Linked DNA regions of Homo sapiens: all the other regions are linked to region 2. A link is an interaction called in ENCODE POLR2A ChIA-PET data of the cell type or tissue named here. Cell type or tissue: CD4-positive, alpha-beta T cell. All regions are shown on one strand. Each heading gives the region's core, and the rest is flanking DNA. Links, peaks and the distances in the headings are about the cores only.

Region 1 (8,598 bases), core at 500-8,499, 150 kb after region 2:
ATTTATATCAGCTTCTTCATTTAACATTAAAATAAAATACAAACTACAAACTAGGCTGGGCGCAGTGGCTCATGCCTGTAATCCCAGCACTTTGGGAGGCTGAGGTGGGTGGATCACTTGAGGTTAGGAGTTTGAGACCAACCTGGCCAACATGGTGAAACCCTGTCTCTACTAAAAATACAAAAATCAGCTGGGTGTGGTGGCGCATGCTTGTAATCCCAGCTACTCCGGAGGCTGAGGCAGGAGAATTGCTTGAGACAATTCCCCGGAGGCAGAGGTTGTTGTGAGCTGAAATCATGCCACTGCACTCCAGCCTGGGTGATACAGTGAGACTCCATCTCAAAAAAAAAAAAAAATCCCAGTTTCTTTCTTTTTTTTTTTTGAGACAGAGTTTCGCTCTTATTGCCCAGGCTGGAGTGCAATGACGCGATCTTGGCTCACTGCAACCTCCGCCTCTTGGGTTTAAGTGATTCTCCTGCCTCACCCTCCCAAGTAGCTGGGATTACAGGCATGCGCTGCCATGCTGGGCTAATTTTTGTATTTTTTTTTTTTTTTTTCAGTAGAGACGGGGTTTCTCCATGTTGGTCAGGCTGGTCCCAAACTCCCGACACCTGGTGATCCACCCGCCTTGGCCTCTCAAAGTGCTGGGATTATAGGCGTAAGCAAATCCCAGTTTCTGGGTCTGTTTACCCCAAAGCTCTCATTCTTGTTCATTCCATTGGGATGTTCTAGTTAAGTTGATTTTGCCTTGGTGAACCCAAAGTGGCCTCAGTGCACCTATCCTGCAGGTTGTGGAGCCCAAGGCTTACCAGTTATTGTACTTGGGGAGCTTTCGGATGAGGCCCTGCTGCTCCAGCAGGGTCAGTGTGGCAGTATTCTCAGCCTCAGTTCCATCACAGATGTGGATGCCCTCTGGTTGGCACAGGCGGGCACTGTGCTCTACAAAATCTCGAATGCCAGTGGGAAGCTGGCCCAGATCTCCACTAAGCACTCGCAGGGTCTGGATGCTACGGCATGATGGCCAGCCCAAGGGGCTCAGCCCATGCCAGTTAAGCCTATAGGAGAAACAGAGGCAATGAGCTAGTTGCTGTCATCGAGAGTGGACAAGGCAGGTGGTGGAGAGACAGAAAGCTTGGGCTGCAGCCTGCTAAAACATGTCTGCATGCAGGGACCATGAAGAGCAGGTTGCAGTTGGTGTGTGGGATGTGTTCAGGACACATGTATCTTGTAGCCTTTATGAGGCTTGAGGAGGGTGTCTCCTGCTCAGCGAGGGACAGATATGGCCAAATGAGCAAAAAAGGCACATGCCTGGCTGTGTGGAAGTATACATGTAGGCATGCTGATGTTACTGCCTGTGTAGCCCATGCCCATGTTTAACTGTTTAATCAACGTTTAGAAATAAGTAGGGAGATGGCTGGGCACGGTGGCTCATGCCTGTAATCCCAGCACTTTGGGAGGCTGAGGCAGGTGGATCATGAGGTCAGGAGATCAAGACCATACTGGGCAACATGGTGAAACCCCATCTACTAAAAATATAAAAATTAGCCGGATGTGGTGGCGTGTGCCTCTAGTCCCAGCTACTCAGGAGGCTGAGGCAGGAGAATCGCTTGAACCCGGGAGGTGGAGGTTGCAGTGAGCCGAGATCGGGACACTGCACTCCAACCTGGGCGACAGAGCAAGACTCTGTCTCAAAAAAAAAAAAAAAAAAAAAAAAAAAAGAAATGAGTAGGGGCCTTTGGCCCAAGTGTCAAGACAAGAAGTTGGGCCCAGGTGACAATTTCATATGTCTGGTATTTGAAGCCTCATCCATTTTATTTCCATTTTCAAGTATAGTTTTTTATAAATTAAAATGGCAGCTGTGTTTATTCTTTCCTTCTGGTGTGTATGCTGTAAGACTATGAAAGCCCCAAGCAAAGGTCACAGTCTTTCCAGTGCCAGGTTTCTAGATGAGGGCTCTTGCACAGAGAATAGGTGACTGGATGCTGGGCTTCCAGGCCCTGATCTGCTGCTGCCCACTTGGACCAACAATGGTTGCATAAAATGTTGCCCTCGGGTAAGTATTTCTGAACTCTGCGGAAGGTTGACCACTGGGGAATGAGTGTCACTGGCTGGGGTTCATGGGCTTAATTCTCAGGAGGTCAGCGTCCTGTTGTCTGTCCTCTCATGGCCCTGGGAGACAGAGAAGCAACGTCTGCTCTGATTGGCCTGGACTCAAGGTGGAGTAAACCCGAGAGAGCAAAGACCATGAAGGGGATGTTACTCTCCTCCTCTATCAAGGCCTCGCCCATCAGAAACTGCCCCCACACCCAGGACCACGTGACCCCGTGCTTCCCCTGGCTCTTCTTCCTAGAGGCCACATGCCTAGAGAGCTTTGGTGTTGGTGGGAGGGTGGAACAGCAGCTTGCTGGCAGCTCAGACTCAGAGGGTGTTAGCCTGGGGAAGGAAGAAAGCTCAGAGCATGGATACGGGAGCTTGAGTCTGTCTGGGGTAGAAGCTGGGGTGGTTTCCGCTAAAGCAGGATAGATGATCAGTGTGGCCCCAGGGGCAGGGGAGGAGGGCTACTGGGACCTGGGTCTGTTCCTGCCTCAGAGGGAAGTTCTCCGTGAGCATCAGTTTTCAAGCACACAGTCTTGAGGACAGCCTCTCTCTCCCTGGAGCCTGGCTCACGTTATCTCTTGTGAAGCCCCCACACCCTCTTGCAGCCCTCTAAGTGGGACGTTTCCTTCAGAGACCACCCACAAGGGCTGCCCAAGTGGAACGGGCTGTGCGACAGATGTGGGTCACTTCCGACTCTGGGACAAAAGCTGAGAAGAGAGGCCTCAGAGAATAAATAGGAGACTAAGAGGACAGGCAGACAAACAGGACGAGCCTGGGGGCTCCAGGCCTGGACGGAGGAAGAAGCCAGCTATGTAAGAAACGAAGGCAACTTGGCGCCCTCCTCCCACCTTGCTTGCCTCCCTCCCCTGGGCCCAGGTCCCTCGGGCTGCTCTGGACTTCCCGCCAGGTTCCAGTCCTTCCAGTCCGGGAGAGGCCGGGAATGGATATTTAACCTTCCACCTTCTTTAGGGGGCTCTGAGCTTAGTCTCCCGGGGCTCACGTACCCTTGTCCCCAGGGCCCTGCTGCCTCTCGAAGTACCCTGGGGCGCTGGCTGAGAGCCCGTTAGAGGTCCGAGGGAGGTATCTGGGAAGGAAAGGAGGATATGCGGAGACCTGGCTCAGCAGAGAGGAGCGAGGAGAGAGAGGAAGTTCTGAGAGTGGCAGATAGAGATCGCGCGGTCAGAGGCGAGCGAGGCAGAGAAGGGGAGGTGCAGGCGGAAACGAGGAGCACCGGCCGGCTGCCCTCCCAAGAGACGCGCGGCGCGGGAGGCTGGACCCACAGCAGTCGCCCCTGCCCGCCTCCGCCTAGGATGGGAAACCTGGCGGAGGCTGAGAGCAGGAGAGCGCCACTGGCAGCCCCGAGGGGGCGAGCGCAGCGGAAGGTGCGGGTGGGCCCCGGGCCGGGGGTCACTCACCGCAGGCCAGGGCGGTACAATGCGGCCATGGCACCTGGGCAGGGGCTGCGGGGTGGCCAGGAACCGAGCGGAGCCGGGGAGGTATGGAAGGCGGGGAAGGAGGGAGCGCGGCGAAGCGAGCCACAGCAGAGGCTGGCGGGAGGCGCTTAAAAAGGAGGGGGGCAGGCGCGGGGGCGGAACCTGGTAGGGCTGGCACTAGCTTTCCTCCGCCCCGCTGGCAGGCCAGCTCCCTCGGCCCCGGGGCTCCAGGCTCCAGGTCAGCCCAGCCGCCGCCCCAACCCCTGCCTCCAAACCGCCAAACCCATCTCTCCCATTGGAGGACTGGGTCCACTCTTCGGCCCCCGACTTCGAGGCCCCGCCCCCCATCCGCCACCGCCCTCCCAGCCGCACATGATGTAACTTTGAGGACTCTTGCTCCCGGGAGAGACACTAGGTGGCAAACAAGCTAGGAACGAGGGGCGAGGCCAGGGGCGGGAGACTACAGGGGCCAGACGTCTAGAAGTTAGGGGGTTGGGCATTGCCTTTCCAGTTCCTCCTCCTGGGGACGCGACACCCTGAGTCCTGGGCCTTTCTGTAGTCCAAGTGCCCAATGCTAAGGTCCACTTAGTCCCCAACTCCTAAATCCCCGTTTCTCCTCCTGATCAAGGCTCCTTTCTGCCTTGCCATGAAATGGTGGAGTCTCTCTACCCCTGGGTCTCTTCCTTGGTCCTCTGATCTGGTCATTCTCCTCCCCCGGCACATCCCCTCTTCCCCTGACGGAGTCTTACTCTGTCACCCAGGCTGGAGTGCGTGCAGTGGCGCGATCTCGGCTCACTGCACACTCCGCCTCCCGGGTTCAAGCAATTCTCCTGTCTCAACCTGCAGAGTAGCTGGAATTACAGGCGCCTGCCACCACACTCGGCTGATTTTTTGTATTTTTTGTAAAGACGGGGTTTCTCCATGCTGGCCAAGCTGGTCTCCAACTCCTGACCTCGTGATCCGCCTGCCTTGGCCTCCCAAAGTGCTGGAATTTACAGGCGTGAGCCACCACGCCCGGCCTGGTCATTCTTTCTCTCCACAATCCAATGAGGAAACTCATCTGCCCACCCAACTACCATCATAAAGTCCTCAGGTGATTTCTCAAGCTATACCTCCATTGGGACATCTCTCTCCAACCTGAGACCACTGGATATCACCCACAATGCTATATAGCACCTCAAACTCAGCATATCTATGATGGGTGTCTGCTCAGCATCCACTCGCCTTTTCTGGTAATAGCACCCTGATTTTCTTTTGGGGAACCATCTCCTCAGTCTGTATTGTCATGTGGGTCTGATGTCACCCCTCTTGGGGGTAGGCTTGCAGCTTAGCCAACTTTTGTGTTCCTCACTCTGGCCACAGCAATCAAGGATGTTCAAGGATGGGCATGAGATCCCTCTCTGGGACTTTTTCTAAAACTTTGGAAGTTAGCTCTCTTTCTGCTGAGTTGCTGAGCTGGTAGAATATAAGCCTGGAGCTGCTGAGTGTTAGCTTGGCACTGCAAAGCAGGAACCTGGCTGAGACAGAAGCCAGCCTAGAGGAAGCAGAGCAGGGAGATGGCGAGCAATGGATTCCTGATTTCAGTTACAGGAATTGATGCATTTCTTCTCTTGCTCAAGCTAATTTTAATTGGAGTTCTGCCACTTGCAACAGAAACAGTCTTGATTCTCAGATTTCTTGGAGTTCTATGCTGGAACATAGTGGGATAAGGAGAGCTGGTCTCCAGCCACGGGCTTGCTACTGGTCCCCGTCTCTTCCCCCTCAGGCTCTAGCCTACACTCAACCTCAGGTATATGTATTTGGATCTCTTTCCCCCCAGTTCATAGATCCAAACTCTGTCCACACTTACCCAGCTGCAAACACATACCTCTTGGCCAACCTTTGGGCCTAAAGGTGTGCACACTGGTGGCAGCATGGTTGACCTGAAGGTCATCATCTTCTCCATAATCCTGCACCTGCTCTCATGGTTTCCTACCTCAGCAAATGGCACCATCATCTGGCCAGTTGCCCCAAAGGGAATCAGTCTAGACTATTCTTATCCTGCATAGCTAATCAGATGCCAGGACCTTTGGAATTGTACTTCTCAATTAGCCCTCAAGTCTGCAACTATCCCCATGGCCAGGGCCTTAGTTCAGGGCTTATCTCTCACCTGGCTTCAGGTGATAGCTTCTAAGGCACTTCTTGGACTCCTGCCTCTCCAAACACCAACCCCTCTCCCTACCAAGCCACTCCCCACACTGTGCATGCAAATCCACTTGGAAAGTTAAGAGAGAAGAATAATGTTTATGCTATGGACAGTAGGTGCCAGGCTCTGTGTCAGCAACTCTGCATGCATAATCTCATTCTGTTTCACAACTATATTTTACATATGTGGACACGGGCTTAAAGAGTCATTTGCTCGGTCACCCTAAGGGAAGAATCAAGGAAAAAGGGAGGCAGGACCCCAGAAGTATGCCAACATATAACACCCTAAATCAAAGGTCAAATGCCGCACTTGACCTCCAAGATGCCTGCTTGGGCCTCTTCCAAGTGTACTTTCCTTTCTTTCATTCCTGCTCTAAAGCTTTTTAATAAACTTCCATTCCTGTTCTGAAAAAAAATTATTCATGAATATTTTATACTTTTATCCTATTATGAATGAAATGTTCTAATTGTTTACCACAAGTACATACAAATAAAATTGCTTTGTGTATATTGAAAAAAAAAAGAGTCATTTGCTCAAAGTCACACAAATGGTTAGCAGGAGAAATGGAATCTGAATCCATATCTTTCTGACTCTAATTACCAAGTCCCCCTCTCCCTATAAATCCTATACTGTCCCCTTGATTTACCATTAAAAATTAGATCATATCACTCTTAAGCTTAAAATCTCTTCCAGGCTCTTTCCATCACATGATATCTTATGTCCTTCATAATCTGACTCCTATTTATCTAATGTTGTCACCCCCACATCCCCACTTGCCTCCTTTTCTCCTACGTACTGAACTCTGAAGTTTCCAGAGCACTTCTGTGAACTTTTTCTGGGCATCTGCACTCAAATTAAACACACACCATCCTGGCCAACATGGTGAAACCCCGTCTCTACTAAAAATACAAAAATTAGCTTGGTGTGGTGGCGCACGCCGGTAGTCCCAGCTACTCAGGAGGCTGAGGCAGGAGAATCGCTTGAACCCGGGAGGCGGAGGTTGCAGTGAGCCGAGATCGCACCACTGCACTCCAGCCTGGGCAACACAGTGAGACTCTGTCTCTAACACACACACACACACACACACACACACACACACACACACACACACAGGCCTTTTCTGTTCGTCCCTTAGAATGAACATCTATTTCATCTGTGTTGCTTCTATCCCATGTATATGCCTATATTTTTGTACTTTACTATACTGTAGTTACTTTTATATCTCTGTAATCCTCACTAGAGTGATGATTTCAGTCTTGTTTTTCTCCTAGTTCCCAGCAGTACCTGGCCTATAACAGGCACTTAATAAAAGTTGGTTGAATAAAAGAATGAATGAGTGCCACGTTTCTGAATTCTTCTTCCCCACCATTACTTTCTTCTCTAGCTTTAGGCAGATGGAGCAAGGGGCTCACGTGCAGATTTCCTTGCACTGCTCATTTCCCCTTATCTGCCACACACTTTTCTTTAGTTCCCTGCCGGGAGAGCCTGGCCCACCAGCTGGCCCTATGTCCAAGGAGTACCACCAGGGGGCAGAGTGTGATCTGCATTGTCCTCTCTGGGGCCTCTGGGTTCATCCCTGAAGTCTCACAGCCCGAGTAGTGATGCTGTGGTGTGTAGCCCAGATTCCCGCTTCAGGATCATGATGCTCATTGTTCCAGCTGCTGAGTGTTGGCTGCTGATAGCTCACAGCTGAGTACTTCCTTGAGCACTATCTGTGGCCAAAGGGAGCTGTCTCACCAAATGCAATGCCCGCTTCCTGGGGGCAGTATGTATCCAATGAATGGTTGTTATAAAGTACAGAGGCCTAGCCCTTTGTCTCAGTTTGGGACAACTCTGAAGGTCCATCCCAGCCCCAGAGCTCTTTAGGCTCAGCTGATTACAACTGCAGTGCCATTCAACTGTTCCCTCTCTTGGGTCCTGCTACTCTTTCTTTGAAAGTCCCCCCCCGTGCCCCCCCCCCCCCCCCGAGTAAACCACCTGCACACAAGTTTCTGTCTCAGAGTGTGCTTCCAGTTGCAAATATTCCTCAGGCTCAACTTGGTTACGGCATTAGTCCTCTAATCTGACTCTTATTTCATTGTTGCCTTCCTCCACAAACACAAAGTGCTGACATACGTGATCCTTCCGAACACAAATCTGATCACATCATGTCTCTACTGAAAACCCTTCAGTAGCTTCTCCCTGCTCTTAGAATAAAGCCCAAACCCTTAATGTGACCTCCCAGGCTCTGCATGATCTGGCCCCTGCTGACTTCTCCAGCCTCAGCTATCACTGTTCTTCCCACCTTCCAGGCTTTCTACTCTCTGGCTACGTGGATCTTTTCTCAGTTTTGTGAACATGTCTACATCTTTCCTGCCTCACAACCTTTGCATATGTTGTTTCTGCCGCCTGGAATTCCCACCCTGTCCACACCTCCAGGCAGGGTCACTTCTTATTCACCTGACCAGTCTTGGTTTAGCATGACTTTCTTAGGCAACCTGTCCCTGTGATGCATCCCCTCTGGCTTTGTATTAGAGTATGTCTTCGTGGAAGAAAATTTCATAGCACCCTGCCCTTCTTCTTCTTAGCACATTCATCTCTGTTTAAATGGTTTGTTTTTATGTAGACACATCTCTAACATATGTAGGACCTGCGGCAGGAGTACAAATAGAGGCCCTCAAACCTTGTGTTTAAATATTTAAAATGGGCTGGGTGTGGTGGCTCATGCCTTGTAATCCCAGCACTTTGGGAGGCAGAGGCTGGAGGATCACTTGAGCCCAGGAGTTTAAGACCAGCCTGAACAACATAGTGAGACTTCTTCTCTACAAAAAATAAAAAAGTAGCCAGGCATGGTGGTGTGCACCTGTAGTCCCAACTGCTTGGGAGACTAAAGTGGGAGATAGC
Region 2 (9,947 bases), core at 1,170-9,169:
TGTAGTCTCTAGACCACTTCTATTACAATCACTGAAATGTTTATTAATAATCCAGATAGATGGGCCCTACCATAGACTTCATGTGTCAGAATCCCCGTGGAAGAGGCCCAGAACAAACTCACCAAGAGTTTGACTCCTGTGCACACTGAAGATCAAGAACGATGCCCTTTCATTTTTCTTCTCAGCTGTTCTTTTTTCTGCATTCCCACTGCCTGCATTCTTCTTGGGCTAGCAGTAGCCATGAGATCATGTACCTGATATTCTGGTCCTGAACGCATGTCTTCTTGAACCTTTAAGTTTAGAAGGCTTTCAAGACAAAGGGCTCATGGGGCAGGAAAAAGAGAGCTAAAATTGAGCTGTTCCTACTAGCTGTAAACACATGAACAAGGTGCACACCTTGAGGCATCAGTAGTGTAACATGCACAAGAAGAAACAAGCCCTTCCCTTAAGGTGCTCCTGTCCAGTGGGGGTGACAGACATGCAAACATTCTAAATACAGTAAATGCGTATGTCACACTTACCAGGAACCAGGCTCCAAGCACTTTATGAATTCATTTAATCCTTACAATAACCTTATGAGATAGGTTCTGCATGGTAGTAGAGGGATGTTCAGGATGCTGAGGGGCCCAGAGAACTGTGATTCTGCCTGGGCTGATACAGAAAGTCTTCATGAAGGTGATTACCAGATGACCCATGAAAGATGAGAAAAAGTCAAGTCCAAGAGGCAAAGGACAGAGGAATCACCCAACACGTGTAAAGCACAGACATGTGAGACAACACAGTATGTTTGGAAAATGCAGACAGCTGGATGAGGACTGGCATATGGGTGCATGATGAGTACAAAGTGGCAAAGGATGTGCATGAAGAGGTAAGCTTGGGCCAGTTCATTAAAAATCCTTTTGCCATATTTAGGAGTTTGGACTTTCTTCTGAAAGTAAGGGGGAGCTTTCAATTAGGGATGATATGATCAAGTTTTGCATTTCACATGATTCATAATGAAAGCAACATAGAAAAGAAATTAGAGGGGTTGGGCTGGAGGTAGGAAGATAGAGTCCTCTTGGGATGAGAGATAGGAGAACCTGAATTAGGGTAGAAGCAGTACGAATGAAAAAAAAAGGGTGGGTTTGAACGTTGTATAGGAAATAGAACTGATTAGACTTGATAACAGATTCAATTTGGAGAGGAGGGAGGGCAGAGATAAGGGTGGTGGCCTGAGTTTCTGACTCATGGGTGCCACGAAGAGAGGTGCCATGCACAGAAATTCGAAGCTCAGGAGGAAGACCATATTATAAAAGGGAAGGTAGACCAGGCACGGTGGTTCACGCCTATAATCCCAGCACTTTGGGAGGCCAAGGCAGGTGGATCACAAGGTCAGGAGTTCGAGAGCAGCCTGGCCAATATGGTGAAACCCAGTCTCTACTAAAAATACAAAAAAAAAAAAAAAATAGCCACGCATGGTGGCACATGCCTGTAATCCCAGCTACTCGAGAGGCTGAGACAGGAGAATTGCTTGAACCCGGGAGGTGGAGGTTGCACTCCAGCCTGGGCGACAGAGTGAGACTCCATCTAAAAAAAAAAAATGAAGATAACGACCTCTGGTTTTTAGTCTGGCCTGTAACAAGCTTAGGAGTCCTCACTCCTGTCCTCACAAAGAAAAATGCTGAACAAACTGAAAGTCAGCAACTCTTGTTGGATCTATCAGAGAATTGAGGGCACAGGGCAAACTGCTGCCCCTAAAACTGGAGAGACAAAAAGGCAGATACAGAGAATCACAACTTAACAGCAGAAGCCCAGAAACAGAAACAGAAACAGAAACTTCTGGGGAGCCAGTACCAGGGTAGGAAAACTTAAAGTGTAATTGACTCATAGCTGGAGGCTTAGGGTGGACAAATTTGAGAGCTAAAAAATCTATAGTGGCCAGGCATGGTGGCTCATGCCTGTAATCCCAGCACTTTGTGAGGCTGAGGCACGCAGATCACTGAGCTCAAGGGTTCGAGACCAGCTTGGGCACCATGGCAAAACCCCATCTCTACAAAAAAGACAAAAAGTAGCCGGGTGTGGTGGCACATGCCTGTAATGCCAGCTACTTGGGAGGCTGAGGTGGATCACCTGAGCCTGGGGAGGTTGAGGCTGCAGTAAGCCGAGATCACGACACTGCACTGCAGCCTGGGCGACAGTGAGACTGTCTCAAAAAAAAAAAAAAAAAACAAAACATCTAGGGGTCCCATTCTTAGGGGGGACCCTACCCTTTTTTTGGTTTTTGTTTTTTATTTTTTGTTTCTTGTTTTTGTTTTTCCCAGGCTGGAATGCAGTGGTGCAATCACAGCTTACTGCAGCCTCCAACTCCTGGGCTCAAGCAATCCTCCTGCCTCAGCCCAAATAGCTAGGACTGCAGGTGTGTACCACCATGGCTGGCTTTTTTTTTTTTTTCTTTTGAGATGGAGTCTCGCTCTGTCACCAGGCTGGAGTGCAGTGGTGCGATCTCAGCTCACTGCAACCTCCACCTCACCTCTCAGGTTCAAGTGATTCTCCTGCCTCAGCCTCCTGAGTAGCTGGGATTACAGGCACGCGCCACCATGCCCAGCTAATTTTTGTATTTTTAGTAGAGACGGGTTTCACCATGTTGGCCAGGATGGTCTTGATCTCTTGACCTTGTGATCCACCCACCTCAGCCTCCCGAAGTGCTGGGATTACAGGTGTGAGCTACTGCGCCCAGTCACCTGGTTAACTTTTAGATTTTTTTGTTTGTTTGTTTTGTTTTTGTACAGACATGGTCTCACTATGTTGCCCAGACTGGTCTTGAACTCCTAGCCTCAAGCAATCCTAGGTGTGAGCCATGGCACATGGCCACAAGTTTTACCAGGATCCCACAGTGAAAACTGGAGAACCCCCTGCCCCGTGATTCTGGCAAAGGGGAGGAGGAAAGTAGCCACTTTGAAATACATCCATTGCATTCTGTTCTCACTCTGTTGCCCAGGCTGGAGTGCAATTCATTGCAACCAGGCTGGATTACAGCTCACTGCAACCTCAACCTCCTGGGCTCAGGCAATCTTTCCACATCAGCCTCCTGAGTAACTGGGGCTACAGGTGTGCACATCTATGCCTGGCTAGTTTTTCAATTTTTTTTGTAGAGACGGGGGTCTCGCCATTTTGCCCAGGTTGGTCTCAAACTCCTGGGCTCAAGCAATCCACCTGCCTCGGACTCCCAAGAAGTCAGCTACACAGAGATAGCAGCTGAAAATGAGTAATTCAGCTGGGCACGGTGGCTCACGCCTGTAATCCTAGCACTTTGGGAGGCCAAGGCAGGTGGATCGCTTGAGGTCAGGAGTTCGAGACCAGCCTGGGCAACATGGCAAAACCCCATCTCTACTAAAACAAAAATTAGCCGGGCGTGGTGGTGTACGACCTGTAGTACCACCTACTTGGGAGGCTGAGGCACCAGAATCGCTTGAACTTGGGAGACACAGGTTGCAGTGAGCTGATATTGAGCCACTGCATTCCAGCCTGAGCAACAAAGCAAGACATTGTCTCAAAAAACAAAAAAAACCCACTGTAACAGAAATGATGAATGTCTGTGATGGGCTCATCAATAGACTGGACATGGCCAAAGAACATGGTGCGCTTGAAGAAATGTCAACAGAAATTTCCAAAGCTGAAATGCAATGAGAAAAAAAAATGAAAAAGAACAGAATATCCAAGAATTGTAGGACAATTATAGAAGCTGTAGCATACACATAATCAGAATGGCAGAGAAGAAAATAAAGGAACATAAGAAATGTGGCAATAATGACTGAGAATTTCCCCCAAATTAATGACAGACACAAAACACAGATCCAGGAAGCTCAGAGAGCAGCAAGCAGGATAAATACAAAAAACAAAAAATGAAGATAGACTGGGCTGGGCAACACAGAGAGACACCCCTTCTCTACAAAACATATTTTTCTTTTTTTTTTTTTTTGTAGAGTCAGGGTCTCACTGTATTGCCCAGGCTGGTCTCAAACTCCTGGCCTCAAGTGATCCTCCCACTTCAGCCTCCCAAAGTTCTGGGATTACAGGCATGAGCCACCACACCCACCAAAAAAGATTTTTTAAAAAATTAGCCAGGGACTGCGTGCAGTGGCTCACGCCTGCGATCCCAACACTTTCGGAAGCCGAGGTGGGAAGATCGCTTGAGTCCAGGAATTCGAGACCAGCCTGGGCAACAAAGACTTGTCTCTACAAAAAATAGAAAAAAATGAGCCAGGCATGGTGGTGCATGCCTGTAGCCCCAGTTACTTTGGAGGCTGAGGCAGGAGGATCACTTAAGCCCAGGAGGCAGAGGTTGCAGTGAGCCAAGATCACTGCACTCCACCCTGAGCAACAGAGCGAGACTGTCTCCCCACCTCAAAAAAAAAAAAAGAGCCGAGCGCGGTGGCTCACGCCTTGTAATCCCAGCACTTTGGGAGGCCGAGGCGAGCGGATCACGAGGTCAGGAGATCCAGACCACGGTGAAACCCCGTCTCTACTAAAAATACAAAAAAGCCGGGCGCGGTGGTGGGCGCCTGTAGTCCCAGCTACTCGGGAGGCTGAGGCAGGAGAATGGCGTGAACCCAGGAGGCGGAGCTTGCAGTGAGCTGAGATCGCGCCACTGCACTTCAGCCTGGGCGACAGAGCGAGACTCCGTCTCAAAAAAAAAAAAAAGTAAAACAACAGAAGTTCATATCTACATAAGAAAGAAAGAACATTAGAGAAGGAATAAATAAAGGGAAAAAGGAAGATAACTAGAATTTCACACATATCCAATTTGGGGTACTTTGGGACTGGGTGTTTCTTGGGCAGTCGAATGTGCGGATCAGCTGAGACTGATCCGGGGCGGAGACAAGGATGTGTGAACCATTATCTCTGGGAATGGAAGACATGGGCTAAAGACGGAGCAGTTTCACTAAATCCTTGTAAGGTGGTCAAGGCAGGCAACTAATCCAGCCAACAATTAAGGAGTGTAAGCTGTGTGTTAGGTTCTGTGCTTGCTGATGGAAATGAGAGGCACCAGGAAGCCTGTGGAAGAGACAGTCAAGGAGAGCAGTCAATTACATTAGGGGGCTGACAAGTTCAGTGCACAACAGAATCCTAAAACAAGAAACTAATTTGTGTGTGTGTGTGAGACCCCGTCTCACTCTATCACTCAGGCTGGAGTGCAGTCACTGAAGCCTCAACCTCCCTGGCTCAAACAATCCTCCCAACTCAGCCTCCTGAGTAGCTGGGACTACAGGCGTGCCACTACGCCCGGCTAGTTTTTTTGATTTTCAGTAGAGACAGGTTATCGCCATGTGATCCAGTCTGGTCTGGAACTCCTGGGCTCAAGCGGATCGATCCTCCCCTCTCGGCCTCTCAGAGTGCTGGGATTACAGGTGTGAGTCACCGTGCCCCCAGCCTGTATTCTATTTCTTCTTCTTCCTCTTTTTTTTTTTTTTTTTTTCTTTGAGAGAGATTCTCCCTCTGTCGCCCAGGCTGGAATGCAGAGGCAAGATCGCGGCTCACTGCCACCTCCCGTCTACTGGGTTCAAGCGATTCTCCTGCCTCGGCCTCCCGAGTAGCTGGGATTACAGGCGCCTGCCACCACGCCCAGCTAATTTTTGTACTTTTAGCAGAGAAGGGGTTTCACCATGTCGCCCAGGCTTGTCTGGAGCTCCTGGGCTCAAGTGACCCTCCTGCCTCGGCCTCTCAAAGCGCTGGGATTAGACACAAGCCACCACGCCCAGCCTGTATTTTATTTTTTAAGGGCGGGCGCCCTCTTCTGTTTTATAAAAGGAACAGTCGAATTCCTACTGGAAGCGACGCGCGCAGAGGGGAAGGCTTTGTAGACGCCGGCTCGGGTCTGGAATTTAAAGAACTAAATTTCGATGGGTGAAGACAGTGGGAAAGGGCGGTGGCATGATCCTCGTTTTACAGACTAGGAAGTCGAGCCTCACGGGAGTGACGGGGCTTCTCCGCAGGCTCCGCGAAGAAAGCAAGGCTGGGAGGACCCAGACGAACGGCCACAACAGCCTCAGCGGCCACGACAGCCTCAGCCGCCAACTCATGTCAGCCGGCAGAGAGTGCAGGAAGCGGGCAGCTACAGCTCCGCTGGGGCGTGGCCTTCTGACGCACCGTCACGGTTCCCTCTGTGGCCGCCCATTGGCTCCCTCTTACCGCCCTTTTCCGGGGCAAGGGAAGCTAGTAGCGGAGCCGGAAGTGAGGCACCCTCGGGCTCGAGACAGCGGCGACGTTTAAAGCTGAGCGACCCAGTGCCACTGGAGACGGTCAGCTTCTCCACTCAGGCTCCTCCAGCCCGAGCCAGAAGACCCCCTCCCCCAGAATTCTGGGGGCCGATGGAAGGGAGCCGAGTCAGATCGCGAGGTACCCAGAGCCGACAGACCGGAGCGACAGGGAGTTGCCAGAAGCCCCGCCCCTAGGAGTGATCGGAAAGCCTCACCCATCCGGGTGAGGAACCCGGAGGGACCGCCTCCGGGCGGAGCCCGCCGACCATGGCTACGCCCCTGGTGGCGGGTCCCGCAGCTCTACGCTTCGCCGCCGCGGCTAGCTGGCAGGTTGTGCGCGGACGCTGCGTGGAACATTTTCCGCGAGTACTGGAGTTTCTGCGATCTCTGCGCGCTGTTGCCCCTGGCTTGGTTCGCTACCGGCACCACGAACGCCTTTGTATGGGCCTAAAGGCCAAGGTATTGGAGCAAGTAGGACCTGGAAGGGGAAAGAAAGAAAGGGGCGGGATGCGAGCACCTGACAAGGGCCCACAGCTTGGGGATGAGACTAGTTGGAAAAGGTCAGCTTGCCCCGAAGTGGGGATTCTGAATTCAGTACCGTACAGGTGGTGGTGGAGCTGATCCTGCAGGGCCGGCCTTGGGCCCAAGTCCTGAAAGCCCTGAATCACCACTTTCCAGAATCTGGACCTATAGTGCGGGATCCCAAGGCTGTGAGTAATCCCCGGAACAAGCCCTGACCCCAGTTACACTTGGTGCAGCAAAGTTGCTCCTCCTGTCTACTGGATGTTGGTGCTAACTTCTCTGTCTTCTGTATCCTCAACAGACAAAGCAGGATCTGAGGAAGATTTTGGAGGCACAGGAAACTTTTTACCAGCAGGTGAAGCAGCTGTCAGAGGCTCCTGTGGATTTGGCCTCGAAGCTGCAGGTGAGACTGGTTTGAAGGCTATTATGTGGCTATTTTCTCTAACCCATTTTTTTTTTTTTTTGAGGAATCTTGCTCTGTCGCCCAGGCTGGAGTGCAGTGGCACAATCTCGGCTCACTGCAACCTCTGCCTCCCGGGTTCAAGCGATTCTCCTGCCTCAGCCTCCCGAGTAGCTGGGATTACAAATGCCCAGCTAATTTTTGTATTTTAGTAGAGATGGGGTTTCACCATGTTGGCCAGGCTGGTCTCGAACTCCTGACCTCAAGTGATCCGCCCACCTCGGCCTCCCAAATGGCCAGGATTACAGGCGTGAGCCACCGTGCCTGGCCACTAACCCACTTTTGACCTAATCTCCCCTGCTGTAGGAACTTGAACAAGAGTATGGGGAACCCTTTCTGGCTGCCATGGAAAAGCTGCTTTTTGAGTACTTGTGTCAGCTGGAGAAAGCACTGCCTACACCGCAGGCACAGCAGGTTTCGCTGGGGCAAAACATGTAAGGGCAGAGTGTGGGGTGGCTGTTTCAAGGATTGTGGTCTTCATACCTCTGTCCCTGCCCACAGCTTCAGGATGTGCTGAGTTGGATGCAGCCTGGAGTCTCTATCACCTCTTCTCTTGCCTGGAGACAATATGGTGTGGACATGGGGTGGCTGCTTCCAGGTACTAGGAATTTGGAGGTGTAGTGTTTAGCCTGAGACCTTTTGAGGCAGTCCACTGGAATAGTTCCATGGGCTCCGGGCATAAGAAACCAGTTATTCTGTTACTATCTGTTCTCTTTATAAGGGGCCTCATTTTCTTTTTCAGAGTGCTCTGTTACTGACTCAGTGAACCTGGCTGAGCCCATGGAACAGAATCCTCCTCAGCAACAAAGACTAGCACTCCACAATCCCCTGCCAAAAGCCAAGCCTGGCACACATCTTCCTCAGGGACCATCTTCAAGGACGCACCCAGAACCTCTAGCTGGCCGACACTTCAATCTGGCCCCTCTAGGCCGACGAAGAGTTCAGTCCCAATGGGCCTCCACTAGGGGAGGCCATAAGGAGCGCCCCACAGTCATGCTGTTTCCCTTTAGGAATCTCGGCTCACCAACCCAGGTCATATCTAAGCCTGAGAGCAAGGAAGAACATGCGATATACACAGCAGACCTAGCCATGGGCACAAGAGCAGCCTCCACTGGGAAGTCTAAGAGTCCATGCCAGACCCTGGGGGGAAGGGCTCTGAAGGAGAACCCAGTTGACTTGCCTGCCACAGAGCAAAAGGAGTGAGTGGAACAGAGTTGCTTCTTACTAGGAGCACATTCTTTGCCTGCCTTCCCTTCATCCTATCCTCTTTGCTTGCTCTCACCTCAGGAATTGCTTGGATTGCTACATGGACCCCCTGAGACTATCATTATTACCTCCTAGGGCCAGGAAGCCAGGTAGGTAGTCTGAGTCAGGATTGGATCAACAGCCTCCTCTCTTGGGGACTCTCAAGAGCCTGTGTTCATCTAGAAGTAGTAGTTTGATTCTGGTTTCCCTCCTACAGTGTGTCCTCCGTCTCTGTGCAGCTCCGTCATTACCATAGGGGACTTGGTTTTAGACTCTGATGAGGAAGAAAATGGCCAGGGGGAAGGAAAGGTGAGTGGGAAGGAGCAGAAAGCTGGGAAAGGGGATGGGTAGAACAAGACTGAGAAATCCACATGCTTCAGAATTCAGAGGGTTCAGGGAATGGTTTCGGATAGTAGGCTCTCCCTGCTCCCTTCTCTACAGGAATCTCTGGAAAACTATCAGAAGACAAAGTTTGACACCTTGATACCCACTCTCTGTGAATACCTACCCCCTTCTGGCCACGGTGCCATACCTGTTTCTTCCTGTGACTGTAGAGACAGTTCTAGACCTTTGTGATAGAACTAAAATGCTCTCTGTACTCTAGTCTCCTGCCTCCTCAGCTCTGCAAGTAGTTTAGTAGGAATGAAGTGGAAGTCCAGGCTTGGATTGCCTAACTACACTGCTAAAAATATTTGTAATCCTTAATAATTAAACTTTGGATTTGTTAAAATACTGCCTTGATGTGAAGGAGGGGAATTAAGGTTTCCATAAGGTCAGCATAAGTCATTCCTTAGAAACAGAACTGGCCCTTCCAAACTGAAAGGATCCCTTTGCCTTTTTTTACTTCCCTTGCTAAGTGTTGTTCAGCTGTGCCTAAAAGGGTTAGCAGGGTTGAAAGCCTGGAAGAGAAATGTCCTTTGGTATTCTGGAAATATGTGTCCTCAGGCCAGAATATACTTTGTAAATTCTCATGCTGCCAGATTATCTGGGTGTGGTGGCACTAGAATGGAGATACTTCATGGGAATAATACTCATTGTTCTTGACCCCACTGGGTCAGTGCTGACCCTACCACCACCCACTCTGCAGCAGCACCCAGATGCTAGCCTTGTACAGAAAGCCCCAGCATCTCTTTACAGTCAATGAGCTCTCTCTTTATTGAGGTATTTCAAATATACAAACACTTCAGAGCTTTTTAGATATGTGAAGGTCCAATTTAGTGAAGCGGATTAACAAAACATGATTCTAAAAGCCTGCCTCCTCTAGACCAAGGCCATGTAAAAGATTTATGTACCAATCAGCATCTTTTCCTTTTAATAATCTTCAGGATGTTGTGTTGGGTCCCCAGATTCCCATTTGATTTTCTTGCATCATTTTCTCAGACTGTTTGCTTCCTTGCTTCCTCCCCAGTGAGTGCCTTGGGCATTTTGTGTGTGCAGATAGAGAAGTACAGAGTTACTGCAGGAGCCCTCAGGAGTGAGACAAC
Region 3 (10,720 bases), core at 1,048-9,047, 160 kb after region 2:
TGGCCTTTAACTCCATAGACCCTATTTAAACAGCTTCGGACAGGTTTAAACATCTCCTTGGATAATTCCTAGTATCCCTGTTCCCACTCCTACTCAGGGATGATAGCTCTAAGAGGTGTTAGGGGATTAGGCTGAAAATGTAGGTCACCCCTCAGCCATCTGGGAACTAGAATGAGTGAGAGAGGAGAGAGGGGCAGAGACACACACAGGGAAAAGGTGAGAGAAAGCAGAGGGCATATGAGGCCAGTTACAAAAGTGTCTCCGACGGACTGGTGGTGATTAGATTTCAATGTCCCTTGAGGCCCAGAAGGAAGGAACAGAGTTCCCTGTTCTCTTTTTTCCTACTCTTTCTCCCAAGCTGGATTAGCAAGAATGGGAGAGACAAAATATGGTGGTCAAGTCCTGGAGATCCCCTGTGGGAAAAGTTGCTTTCCTTTCTGATGCGACGGCTATGAGGGGCATAAGACCAGTCAGCATGAAGATGGGGCAGAGGTAGAAATGTGAGGATTCTTGAAAATAGGAAACAGATCCAAAAGGCCCGGTGAGAGTGGGCGTGGGAGAGCTTATAGTCTCCAAAGACAGATGAGGGGCTGCAGGGCCTTGGAAGGTGGGGGTGCTGGGAGTTTGTCTGGTCCTCTTTTTCCAATCCCAGGCTATGCATGGCTAGGGCTGAGGGTTGTGTTCACATAGAGGGGTGGTGGTTCAGACCCATGTTTCTGTCCGAACTGGGAAACTGAGCACTTGGGAGTCGGATCATCAGTGAGGAGCTTTGTTGGGGAAGATGCTCCCTTTCCTTCTTTGAGAATAAGCACACTTGTACTCTCCTCTCTCTCCATTTCCCCCAACCCCAGGCCAATAAGATATGCAAATGATCTCCTTACCTTATTGGTTGGAGGCCTCAGGACCACAGATGACCTCAGAGAGCTGGCCCTTTAAGAATGCCCTTTGGGCTCTGTGCCCACAGCCCCCTGGAGCTGAGCAGAGGCACCAGGCCCTGCTCCATGGAGCCTTCAGTCTCCTGGGAAGCTGTGCCTGTCTGGCTCTGGCACTGACCACATCCTCTCGGCCATTTCTGAAGTGAGTATATCCAGGGCCTACCTGGGTGTCAGGCCGCTCACCTAGAACCCCCTCTTTAACACCTGCTCTCTGTTGTCTGTTTTCAAGAATCCTAACACCTTGGTACCCTACTCCACTCCCACCCTGACTGGCCTGTGTCCCTCACTGCTATCACGTCAGAAAGATAAACAACCTTCCCCACTACTCCTTCTGTACATCCAGTTCTTTCTGGATACCTCTCTCAGTGTCTCACCATCTCCTTTCTGCCAAGACCCAGTTCCTTTAATCTGTGTCTGTTTCCATCCCCTCTGTCCTCTCAAGGGTGACAGGTTCCATAGAGAGGGCAGCAACCCTGCCCTGGAACAGGAAGAGAGAGGCCTGGGTCTTCCTCTTTGCCTCTCTGGGTAGAGCCTGGGGGTCTGACATGTGGTTGGAAAGAAGGCTACCTAGGCTTGGGGCATCTAGAAGGAGCCGAAGTCTAAGCCCTGGGGATGAACACTCCATGCCGCGCACCTTCTGGGGGTGGGGTGGGAGTTACTGGAATTGGGAGCTGGACTAGAGCTTGGACTTCAAGGCTGGGAAGGGTATCTGAGGTCACCCAGCCAGAAGTTCCTCAGGTGAACATGTGCCCCATGATTGATAACAGACAGGAGAGTTCCTTGGTGACATAAGTTTAGGACACTTTTTGTTGAACTTGAACAGACGGTTTACTAAAGGATTGCTCAGGTTAATATGCTCTTGTGCTATGTGCATCTGTAAGAGGTAGGGATAGGAGGCAACATTTCTCAAAGTTATCTGAGCACAGACCTCTTCATAGGTATTGTTCAGAATCAGTGTTCTAGAGAACACTCTTTGGTATATGTTACAAAGTCTAACTGCCCTCATTGAACAGAAGGGAAAACGGGTCAGAAGGGTGAAGGTGATCTGCCAAGTTCACACAACGTAACAAGTTCTGAATAGAAGGAAAATCAATCTTGGTCTGTTCCCCTTGGAGAGACTGGCCTTGAGGAAAGATGGTGGCCAGTTGATTCTGATCTTTCTAGAACTAATTCTAGGACCTTTCTTTTTTCCATATAAAGCCTCTTGCCCCTACAAAAGGGATTCATTGATTGATTAATCCATAGAACAAATGTACACTGAGGGTCTTCTATAGGCAAGGCACTTCCCTGAGTGCTTTGAGAGACAGAGAGCTATAAGAACACATTATCCTTGGCTCTTAAAATTCACAGCATACATGCCTTCCCACTGTCCTAAAATATACACTCACTTTGTCACAGTTAATTAAGCAATTTAAAAAAATGGCTTGGAAATGGAATGATGCCTCTTGAGATGACAGACCTCTCGGCATGTCTCAGCACTAGGGTTGGGAGCACTGCCATACTGCTCTTGCTTTTCATAGATCCTGAGGCATCAGTGGGGCGAGAGGCTGTGCTGTCCTCTTCCTCCTTCAGGAATTCAGCTGCTTGTCCCCTGTCAGGAGCCCCTGCCCTCTGAAAGGTTACTCTTCAGCCTGGTGGGGACTCTGCAGTGAACAGAGCTGCACCATCCCTCTGGCTTTCCCAAACTCTTGCTCCAGGGCACTTGGGCTTTGAGGGAAGAGGGACTTGGTGAAGAGGGGATGGCAGGTGGCCTCCATGTGCTCCAGACCTCTCCTCCTCTTTGCAGGTGCACTCCTCCCAGCCCAGCTCCAGAATGGCCCTGCCCCCCAGCCCCCTGGCCATGGAATATGTCAATGACTTTGACTTGATGAAGTTTGAGGTAAAGCGGGAACCCTCTGAGGGCCGACCTGGCCCCCCTACAGCCTCACTGGGCTCCACACCTTACAGCTCAGTGCCTCCTTCACCCACCTTCAGTGAACCAGGCATGGTGGGGGCAACCGAGGGCACCCGGCCAGGCCTGGAGGAGCTGTACTGGCTGGCTACCCTGCAGCAGCAGCTGGGGGCTGGGGAGGCATTGGGGCTGAGTCCTGAAGAGGCCATGGAGCTGCTGCAGGGTCAGGGCCCAGTCCCTGTTGATGGGCCCCATGGCTACTACCCAGGGAGCCCAGAGGAGACAGGAGCCCAGCACGTCCAGGTGAGTGGTCAGCAAGCTGGCCTGAGGGGAGGCAGGGCAAGGAAGGAGGACTGCCCAAGAGAGGAAGGGGAGCTCCCAGAGGGGGTTATGGACTGGGACAGGGGACAGAGGGCAGGAGAAGGGGAGAAGGTCCCTTGAAAGCAATCAGATCGAGAAAACTACATTCTGCTTCTCCCCCTTTTCTTAAAATGGAGAGAAATGAGTAGGCTGAACCAGGAGGAGCAGGGAGAAGATAAGATTAGCAGAGAATCCAAAGGGAAGAATTGAGCTGGGGAGTGGGCGACTCCGGGGGGTAAACAGATACATGGTGTGTGGAAACCAGGGAAAGGGTTATGTGTGGAGTGGAGCTGGGTTAAGACTGGTTTAGATTGGCCTTTTCAAGACTTCGTGCTTCCCAGCCCCCAACCTTCTCAGGAAGGATTGGGACTCATCCTATTAATTACAGACACAGATGGGGGTGTTGCGGGCATTAGGATGTAATCCAAATCCTGTGAGGGTCACCGGGTTGCAGGCTTCAGGACAGGGAAACGCAGCGCGTTGGAGGGTTGGGGGCTGTCTGGGTGCGGGTCCACTGGACACACCCGGGCCTGGAGCTGGATGCCGGGGATCCCAGAGACGAGCCCGGGGTTTAGGTGCGCGACGGGCTCGCCTGACCGTGGCCGGCCCTGCACCGTGGGGCGCCCGCCTGACTGGAGCAACGGTCAGCTGGGGGGCCCGGGGAGCGTCGGGGCCTGGGGCGGGCTCTGGACCGAAACAGACTGCGTGGAAGGGCGAGCCTTCCGGTGAAGGTGGGAGCCGGGGCGGGGCTGTCCCGGGGCGGAGCCAGGTAGCGTCGGGCCCTCAGGGCAGAGCCGGGTGCGACCTGGCGCTGACCCGGTTTCTGCATTCTCCCTCCGCAGCTGGCAGAGCGGTTTTCCGACGCGGCGCTGGTCTCGATGTCTGTGCGGGAGCTAAACCGGCAGCTGCGGGGCTGCGGGCGCGACGAGGCGCTGCGGCTGAAGCAGAGGCGCCGCACGCTGAAGAACCGCGGCTACGCGCAGGCCTGTCGCTCCAAGCGGCTGCAGCAGCGGCGCGGGCTGGAGGCCGAGCGCGCCCGCCTGGCCGCCCAGCTGGACGCGCTGCGGGCCGAGGTGGCCCGCCTGGCCCGGGAGCGCGATCTCTACAAGGCTCGCTGTGACCGGCTAACCTCGAGCGGCCCCGGGTCCGGGGACCCCTCCCACCTCTTCCTCTGAGCCGTTCAGAGCACCTTGTGGTGTAGTGGGGGCTGGGTGGGGTGGCTCCGCCCAGGAGGCGGCTGCACGGTTCTCTGCATCGTTACCAGAGCGCCTTCTGGTCCTAGCCACGCCCTGTATGACCGCGCAAATATCCCCAAAGCTTTTGGGTCCTCAAGTCATGCCCGAATTTAGATGCTGGTCATTTTCTGGAGAGGGGTCCCCTCCCCTTACGAACACAGAAACCCAGCCCACATGACTAGCACGCTGAGCTCTGCAGGGACCAGTGCCAGGCACTGGGGGGTGGAAGTGTGGTGACACAGTGAATGGGAGGTGGAGGAGGGTTGCAGCTCCCACCTCAGTTTAGTTTTTAATTCAGGGTTTTCAACCTGTAACACATTAAAGCTGTAATTAGCAATGAGGCTGTATTTTCATTCTGAAGCTTGTAACCTCCCCATTTTAGCACTACAGAATTTTCAAGATTTCAATATCCAACAACTAGATAGATTAGGACCTCTATCCGAGATGCTTTTTCCCTGCCCAACCCTGTGGCCTTCAGGGCTCAGAGCAGCAAAGGCCTGAAGAGTGAGCTCTGGGGGTTGTTGGTGTGGGTTGGGAGAGAGCTGTGTGCAGAAGTCTGGAAACCTGGGTCCTAGTCCCAGCTCTTCCATGGGATCCCCCTGTCACCCTGAGCAAATCAGTTGCTTCCTGGACTTGTGTTACTTCATCTAATTCTCATGTGGATTGGACGACTTCTGCTCCCTTTCCAGTTCTGGCATCTCCCCAGTATGGAAGTCCCGGTGGTCTCCCCAAGAAGTCCCCAAGACAATCTCGCCAAAGGCACCTCCTATCCTGCTGCAGTTTCCCAGCTGCAGCCTAGGCAGGGGATGCACAGCCCAGGCGAGGAAGCCTGGCTTCTCTGTGAGCACATACGTGGGTCCTCGGCAGCTCCCTCCAGGCTGTCTGGGCCTCCAGACCTGCACAGGGTGCTCCTGCCACCTCCCACCTCTCTGAGGGCTGAGGTGAGACTTCTCCTGGGATGACAATTTGCTGAGAGAGTGCAGCTTTTGTGAATTAAACTTGAAGTCCAGGCAGAATTCTAATGCAATAAGCTAAATGTTCTTGCAATTTAAGAAGTGTTCATTCTTTATCCCTGCTTCAGGCTACTGTTTGTGTGTCTGTGTGTGGGAGAGGGAGAGAGAGGGAGAGAGAGAGAGAGCAAGAAAAAGGGAAGTCCCCACCTGGAGCTGGGTGGCACATCTGTTATGGAGAGCCAATGGAAATGGGGTGGAGGGGCAGGCATTGGAACAGATGGATCCTCCCCCTCTCACCACCACCACCACCAAACTCAGAAGCCTCAGTGGCCCAGCTCGGCCTGTCAGTGGCTATCCAGGTCTCACAGTTTCCATGGTAACCCAGTCCTCCAGTTCAGCAGGCTAAGGGGAGGGCAGATGGGGCCTCTGGGCAGAGCACAGGCGTTGTGCTGGGAGCAGCCGCCTCACGAGTTACTGTCATCTGTCCTCTACCGGACATAATAAATGGGAGAAGCTTTCGGGCATGGGGGAAGAGGCTCCCATATGTCCCTCTTCCTTTCTACCCCCTCTCTCCACCCCCTCCCCAGCTGTCTCTTCTCTTCCCATCACAGTTCTTGCTCCCTCTTTCCCCTCCTCTATCCCAGCTCATCCCTCCTCCGCTTAGGAGCCTGCAATGGGAGTCCTCTCCTCCATCGCTCTCAGAATTTCTCTCGTCTCCTCTCCCTTCCCCACCATTGGCCACTGGCCATCCTCTCTGGCTCTGGATTCTCTCTCTGAGGGGCTCACAGAACCTTTAGCTTCTCTTTCTTCATCCCCTTCCACACTCATTGTTGAAGGGAGAGGATGGGGCAGGGAGGGTCCTTCCGGGAGCCCAGCTCTTTTTCTCTCACTCTAAATTTCACCTGTGTCTATCCTTGCCTGCCCTGGAGCTGTAATTCAGACCCACTACTTTTCTTGTTCACTTTTCTCACCTGCATGGCACACAAAGACAGACAGAACCATCCATAGACACCTGAGCACACAACTAGGCCACATATACAGTACCATACCTGGGTCTCAAAATGATACTCCTGGGTTACCTGAGTATACTTAAAAAAACAAAGTTGCACACTGTGGTGATTAAGAGTAGTGCTTTAGGTGGGGCGCAGTGGTTCCTGCCTGTAATCCCAACACTTTGGGAGGCCAAGGAGGAAGTTTGAGACCAGCCTGGGCAACATAGCGAGAACCCTGTCACTACAAAAAAATAAAATAAAATAAATTCAGATGTAATGGCATGCACCTGGAGTCCCACCTACCCAGGAGGCTAAGGTGGAAGGATAACTTGAGCCCAGGAGTTCGGGGATGCAGTGAGCCATAATCGTGCCACTGCATTCCAGCCTGGGTGGCAGAGTGAGACCCTGTTTCAAGTTGCAGTTCTACCAGTTTTTTGACCATGGGTGGGTTAAAATCAAGCCTCACTTGATTGTCAGAAAAATGGTGAAAATAATGGTAACCACCTACTGAGAATAAATGCATTTAAATAAGCACTTAGCATAAAGTTGACACATGCTACGTAATGATATTTGCTGTTGTTGCTGATGTGATTGTTAAGTGTGTGAATCTGTGTGTTCATGCACTGCACATCCCTGAGTCCATGAGTGTGACCCATTAAGGCCATGAACAGACACACACATTGACACACCCGGGAAACCAGACTGTATAGGCCTTAGATGCTCCACTATGTTCCCAATTCACTAGCAGACCTGCTGCCCTCCTTCAGTATCCCCCAGCACCTGCTCTTGGCCCGCCCCACAGCTGTGTGGGGGCTGGGGTTCAGCTCCTGGGGGACTCAGCAGGGCCTCTCTGGAGACAGCTATAAGAAAGCTTCAGCCTGCCCTCCTGACAGCCCGTAATTATCCTCCTATCTCCTGTAATTATTCTCCATGGTGCCTAGACCCCCTGGGGTTGGGAGGTGAGGGAGGGGGCTCCTCAGATCCCACTGGCACATAGCTGGGGTAAGACTGCAGAGACAGCAGCCTGCCTGGGGAGCTCTGTCTCAGATTTTGAAAGGTGCTGGTCCTCATTTCTTATGGTGTGTGTGGGGGTGCTGCAGGCTGCCCAGTGGGCATCTGAGGCATGATGGTTAGAGGCTGAGGTGCTAGGAGCAGTTCTCTTTATTAATGGCTAGAAAGTCAGGATCACCCAAGGAAGTCACTGAGGGGCCACAGCATTGAAGGGTATGGGGTTTGGAGAGATAGGAGCAGGACCCACCACTCACGTCCAGAACCCAGGGGGCACACCTGGTCCAAGAGGTGGAGGCATTGGTCACTGGAGTCACGAGGGTCAGGACAGGCACCTGGGAGGGGGTGGGAGAGTCATAAGCACTCTCTTCTACACTACACCCAGCCTAGTTGGGCTCTACCAAGCCCCACTTTGCACCCCCTGTGTCCACTCCTTTGGAAGCCCCAGGACTCACTGAGAGGCTGAGGGAGTGTCGGTCCGGAGGGAGGCAGTCACGGGCTAGGGCTGGGAGTCGTAGCCAGTGTGCAGGGCCTGGGAGCCCCAGGGCTGATGCCCTGGCTGGCGTAGTACTCCACCACCTGCCGTGGCACCTCAGCCAGGACACACTTGGCGAGTGCAGAGGGGGCAGCCTAGGGTGGGGACAGTGATGTGGTTAGGGGTGAGAGGAAGAGTAGGGGAGGCAGGGTCATCTGAGGGAGAAGTGGGGCTTCAGGGTGGCCAGCTGGGCTCCCGCGTCCTTAGCAGGACATCAAATGGTGGAAGACGAAGGTCAGATTTGGGGGGATGAGAAGCTGAGGAGTCCTTCAGCCGGAAGGGGCCCGGGGGACTCACATCCTTGAAGTCTCGGAAGGGCACGAACTGGACAATGTCTCGGGCTGCAGGCACCCCTCGGGGGCAGCGCAAGGGGCCGTCGTCGCCATCCAGCAGCCGCATGTCAGAGAAGTCAGCATTGCCCACGCCTACGATGATGATGGACATGGGCAGGCGGGAGGCACGCACGATAGCAGTGCGAGTCTCAGCCATGTCGCTCACCACACCGTCAGTGAGCACCAGCAGCACCGAGTACTTCTGAGGGCAAGCAGAGAGGGTGGAAGGGTTGGCTTTGTGTGCAAGGGCGTTGACACCGTTTCCACCAAGGTGCAGACCCTGGCCCTGGCACCACTTAAAGACACATGGGACAGCTCCTGTTTGCCCGCCATGTCTTCCTACCGTGGCTTGGCCGGTGCTCTGCTCCCGCTGGGCCGGCTCAGCCACACGGTTGATGATGGGGGCCACATTGGTGGGGCCGTAGAGCTGGATCTGGGGCAGGCAACGACGGTAGGAGGCGATGACCCCTGAGATCTCTGTGAGTGAAGAGAAGTTGTGAAGCTGGCAGAAATGAGCAGGGCCCCCTCCTGACACTCCTTAAAGCAAGGAAATGCTTCCAGGTCTGAGGACTGCCCTCCCCTCGAGTTCCTTCATTAAGCAGTGGGAGAGTTGGATGGTCCCTTGGCAGGGAGAGTTGGGTGCAGATGCTGGGCCTCGGCCCTGGAAGCCTCACCTGATAAAGACAGGCCTGGGATGGGTGGAAGGGACAGGAAGCTGGGCCCTGGGGAGTGGAGTCTGTGCTCCTGTGTGGAGTGTGTCTGCGGGGAGGCGGGGCAGGTGAAAATCTCCCCTTTTACCTTCACATTCAGGATTTTCCGGGTCAAAGTTGATAGCAAAGTCATGGGACACCTGTGAGGGCAAGGCGGGAGCAGTGAGGGCCTGCCTTTTCTGCCTGACTGACACGCCCCCCATCTCCTTCTTTCCCTCGCATCTAGCCTACCTCGAAGTTGGGGGGGATTCGAGCCCCAAAGCCAAAAGCTGGGAACCGCTTATCACTGGGGAGAAGAAAAAGCTGTGGAATCCGTTGGGCAAGGCCTCCCTGCCTGTTCCCTCCCGCCCCACTCTCTCCTACCTGTCATAGTCCTGGCAGATGCCTCCCACTGCACGCAGGGCCTGCAGGTAGTGGTTGGGCTGTCGGGGACTGAGGCAGTGCAGGGACTGGCTGCTCCTCGGGTCCCCATTGGAGGCGGTGAAGTCAATGGCCACCTGGGTGGGGGTGGGAAGAAGGTCATGCTGCAACCATGAGAGCCACCAGATTGCCTAGGCCAGAGCTGGGATCTGTAGGGAGGACTAAGATGAGTGGTGGGGAGGCTACAGGTAGCCACATAATGATGTGGGGGTGCATAAGCTGACAATGCGAAGGCTCATGAGCAGCCCAAGTTGGGGCAGTGGAGATTCTGGGCTCCTTCCTTTCACTATGGACTCAGCCCCTCCCTCTTGCCTGTGTGCCCTCCCTCTGAGTCTTTACCGTGAAGCTGATCTGGCAGCCACCCATGATGTAATCCAGGAAGGTGTGCACCTTCTCCACCTGGAGGTAGGGAGAGGGGTAAGGCGAGGGGATGGGGTGGTCCTTTGAGGAGGGAGCTTGGGTAGGGCTTCTGTGGGGAACATGGGGGAGCCAGAGTTTTTTGGGTTGCAGTTGGGGGTGGTTTCCAGTTCCCAGAAGCAGAGAAACTGGTCTTTGAAACAAGGGAAGGGTTGAACCTGAGAGTGTGGTAGGGGCAGGGGCTGGGGCAAGGCTTGAAGCAGGAAGTGAAATTTACCGTGCACTGGGCCAGCACTACCGTCCCTGAGCTCTTGTAATTCTTCTTCTTGTCCCGATACTTGGGGTTGATACAGTCCCACTGCATCTAGACCCCACCCCACAAGCTCAGGGTCACAAGTCCATCAGGTGACCCCTCTTTCTCCCTTCCAGCAGAGCCTCCCAGAGCAAGACCCCCATGGTTCCGTCCTTCAGCTGAGCCCAGGTGCTTTCCACCCTCTCCACTTCCTATCACCTATGGTGGTCTCTTCAGCATCACCCTCAGGATTCTCCCAGGGATCTGGGTGGGATTCTGGGGGTGGGGTATTTGTGGCACCTCCTGCCCAGGGTTTGCCGTCCCTTCCTGCATCTCCTGGAAAGTGCTGGTGAACTCGCCGATGAAGTCATGCTTCCCACTGGAGTCATAGTCATACACCAGGAACTGAGAAGGCAGGGGGAGGGGTGGGGTCAGGTTGGAGATGCTCTGCGGTATTCACGGTGAGTAGGGGGACTCGGGGACTTGGAGTAGGGGGACTTGGGCCTTAGAGTCTCCATGCCCAAACAGACATCCTCAGCCTGCCCGGAGAGGCCACCTGCTGAACTTTGTTCTTTGGCTCAGTCTGCTAGGGACTTTGGCCACTGATAAAATGCACACATGTGGGAAGTTTAACATTGAGCTGTGACCTATTATTTATCCCACAGTGGGATGTGATTATCACTTGGGGGAGAGGAGGGAG

Evidence for each region. Peaks named below come from ENCODE experiments on the same cell type or tissue, not always from the same donor. Only the 100,000 strongest peaks of a DNase experiment are listed, where the experiment ranks them.
Region 1: POLR2A ChIA-PET joins it to region 2 with 14 read pairs; 13 of 35 experiments call an interaction of 5 or more read pairs at or near these places.
Region 3: POLR2A ChIA-PET joins it to region 2 with 19 read pairs; 11 of 35 experiments call an interaction of 5 or more read pairs at or near these places.

What each region holds. Positions count from the first base shown.
Region 1 is chr14:24,089,349-24,097,946 of GRCh38, reverse strand. All of the region lies in intron 1 of NRL (neural retina leucine zipper), which reads left to right. PCK2 (phosphoenolpyruvate carboxykinase 2, mitochondrial) reads right to left here and starts at 3,636. Exons shown (of 10, transcript NM_004563.4): 1 at 3,513-3,636; 2 at 810-1,055. The coding sequence starts at 3,541. RefSeq lists enhancers at 3,241-3,310, 2,964-3,613, 7,483-7,532, 8,448-8,598 and a silencer at 3,621-3,870. In CD4-positive, alpha-beta T cell, for the core only: CTCF peaks have their summits at 7,028 and 7,227 (motif pointing right); DNase peaks (open chromatin) are centred at 2,356, 3,316, 3,786, 7,236 and 2 weaker places; H3K4me3 peaks cover 2,181 bases; H3K27ac peaks cover 1,993 bases.
Region 2 is chr14:24,238,889-24,248,835 of GRCh38, reverse strand. TINF2 (TERF1 interacting nuclear factor 2) reads left to right here and starts at 6,213. Exons shown (of 9, transcript NM_001099274.3): 1 at 6,213-6,695; 2 at 6,842-6,946; 3 at 7,060-7,161; 4 at 7,525-7,632; 5 at 7,720-7,816; 6 at 7,961-8,417; 7 at 8,506-8,573; 8 at 8,681-8,772; 9 at 8,905-9,193. The coding sequence starts at 6,504. The coding sequence ends at 9,039. GMPR2 (guanosine monophosphate reductase 2) reads right to left here. Exons shown (of 10, transcript NM_001002002.3): 10 at 9,594-9,947. RefSeq lists enhancers at 1,714-1,913, 5,765-6,064, 6,235-6,494, 6,565-6,784, 7,445-7,974 and a silencer at 5,279-5,573. In CD4-positive, alpha-beta T cell, for the core only: CTCF peaks have their summits at 5,542 (motif pointing left) and 5,741 (motif pointing left); DNase peaks (open chromatin) are centred at 1,805, 5,415, 6,135 and 6,455; H3K4me3 peaks cover 2,375 bases; H3K27ac peaks cover 3,287 bases.
Region 3 is chr14:24,074,877-24,085,596 of GRCh38, reverse strand. CPNE6 (copine 6) reads right to left here. Exons shown (of 17, transcript NM_006032.4): 8 at 10,321-10,425; 9 at 10,006-10,092; 10 at 9,711-9,770; 11 at 9,315-9,448; 12 at 9,183-9,237; 13 at 9,040-9,091; 14 at 8,585-8,718; 15 at 8,207-8,443; 16 at 7,830-8,004; 17 at 7,510-7,709. The coding sequence ends at 7,867. NRL (neural retina leucine zipper) reads left to right here. Exons shown (of 3, transcript NM_001354768.3): 2 at 2,722-3,129; 3 at 4,029-6,935. The coding sequence starts at 2,749. The coding sequence ends at 4,361. Among named protein-coding and RNA genes, the nearest start is that of CPNE6, 8.7 kb to the right of the region's middle. RefSeq lists enhancers at 2,431-3,345, 4,778-4,827, 7,990-8,903, 8,682-9,881, 10,222-10,291 and silencers at 3,768-3,937, 4,148-4,467. In CD4-positive, alpha-beta T cell, for the core only: no CTCF peak of the experiment used is centred there; DNase peaks (open chromatin) are centred at 4,086 and 4,416; H3K4me3 peaks cover 1,466 bases; H3K27ac peaks cover 430 bases.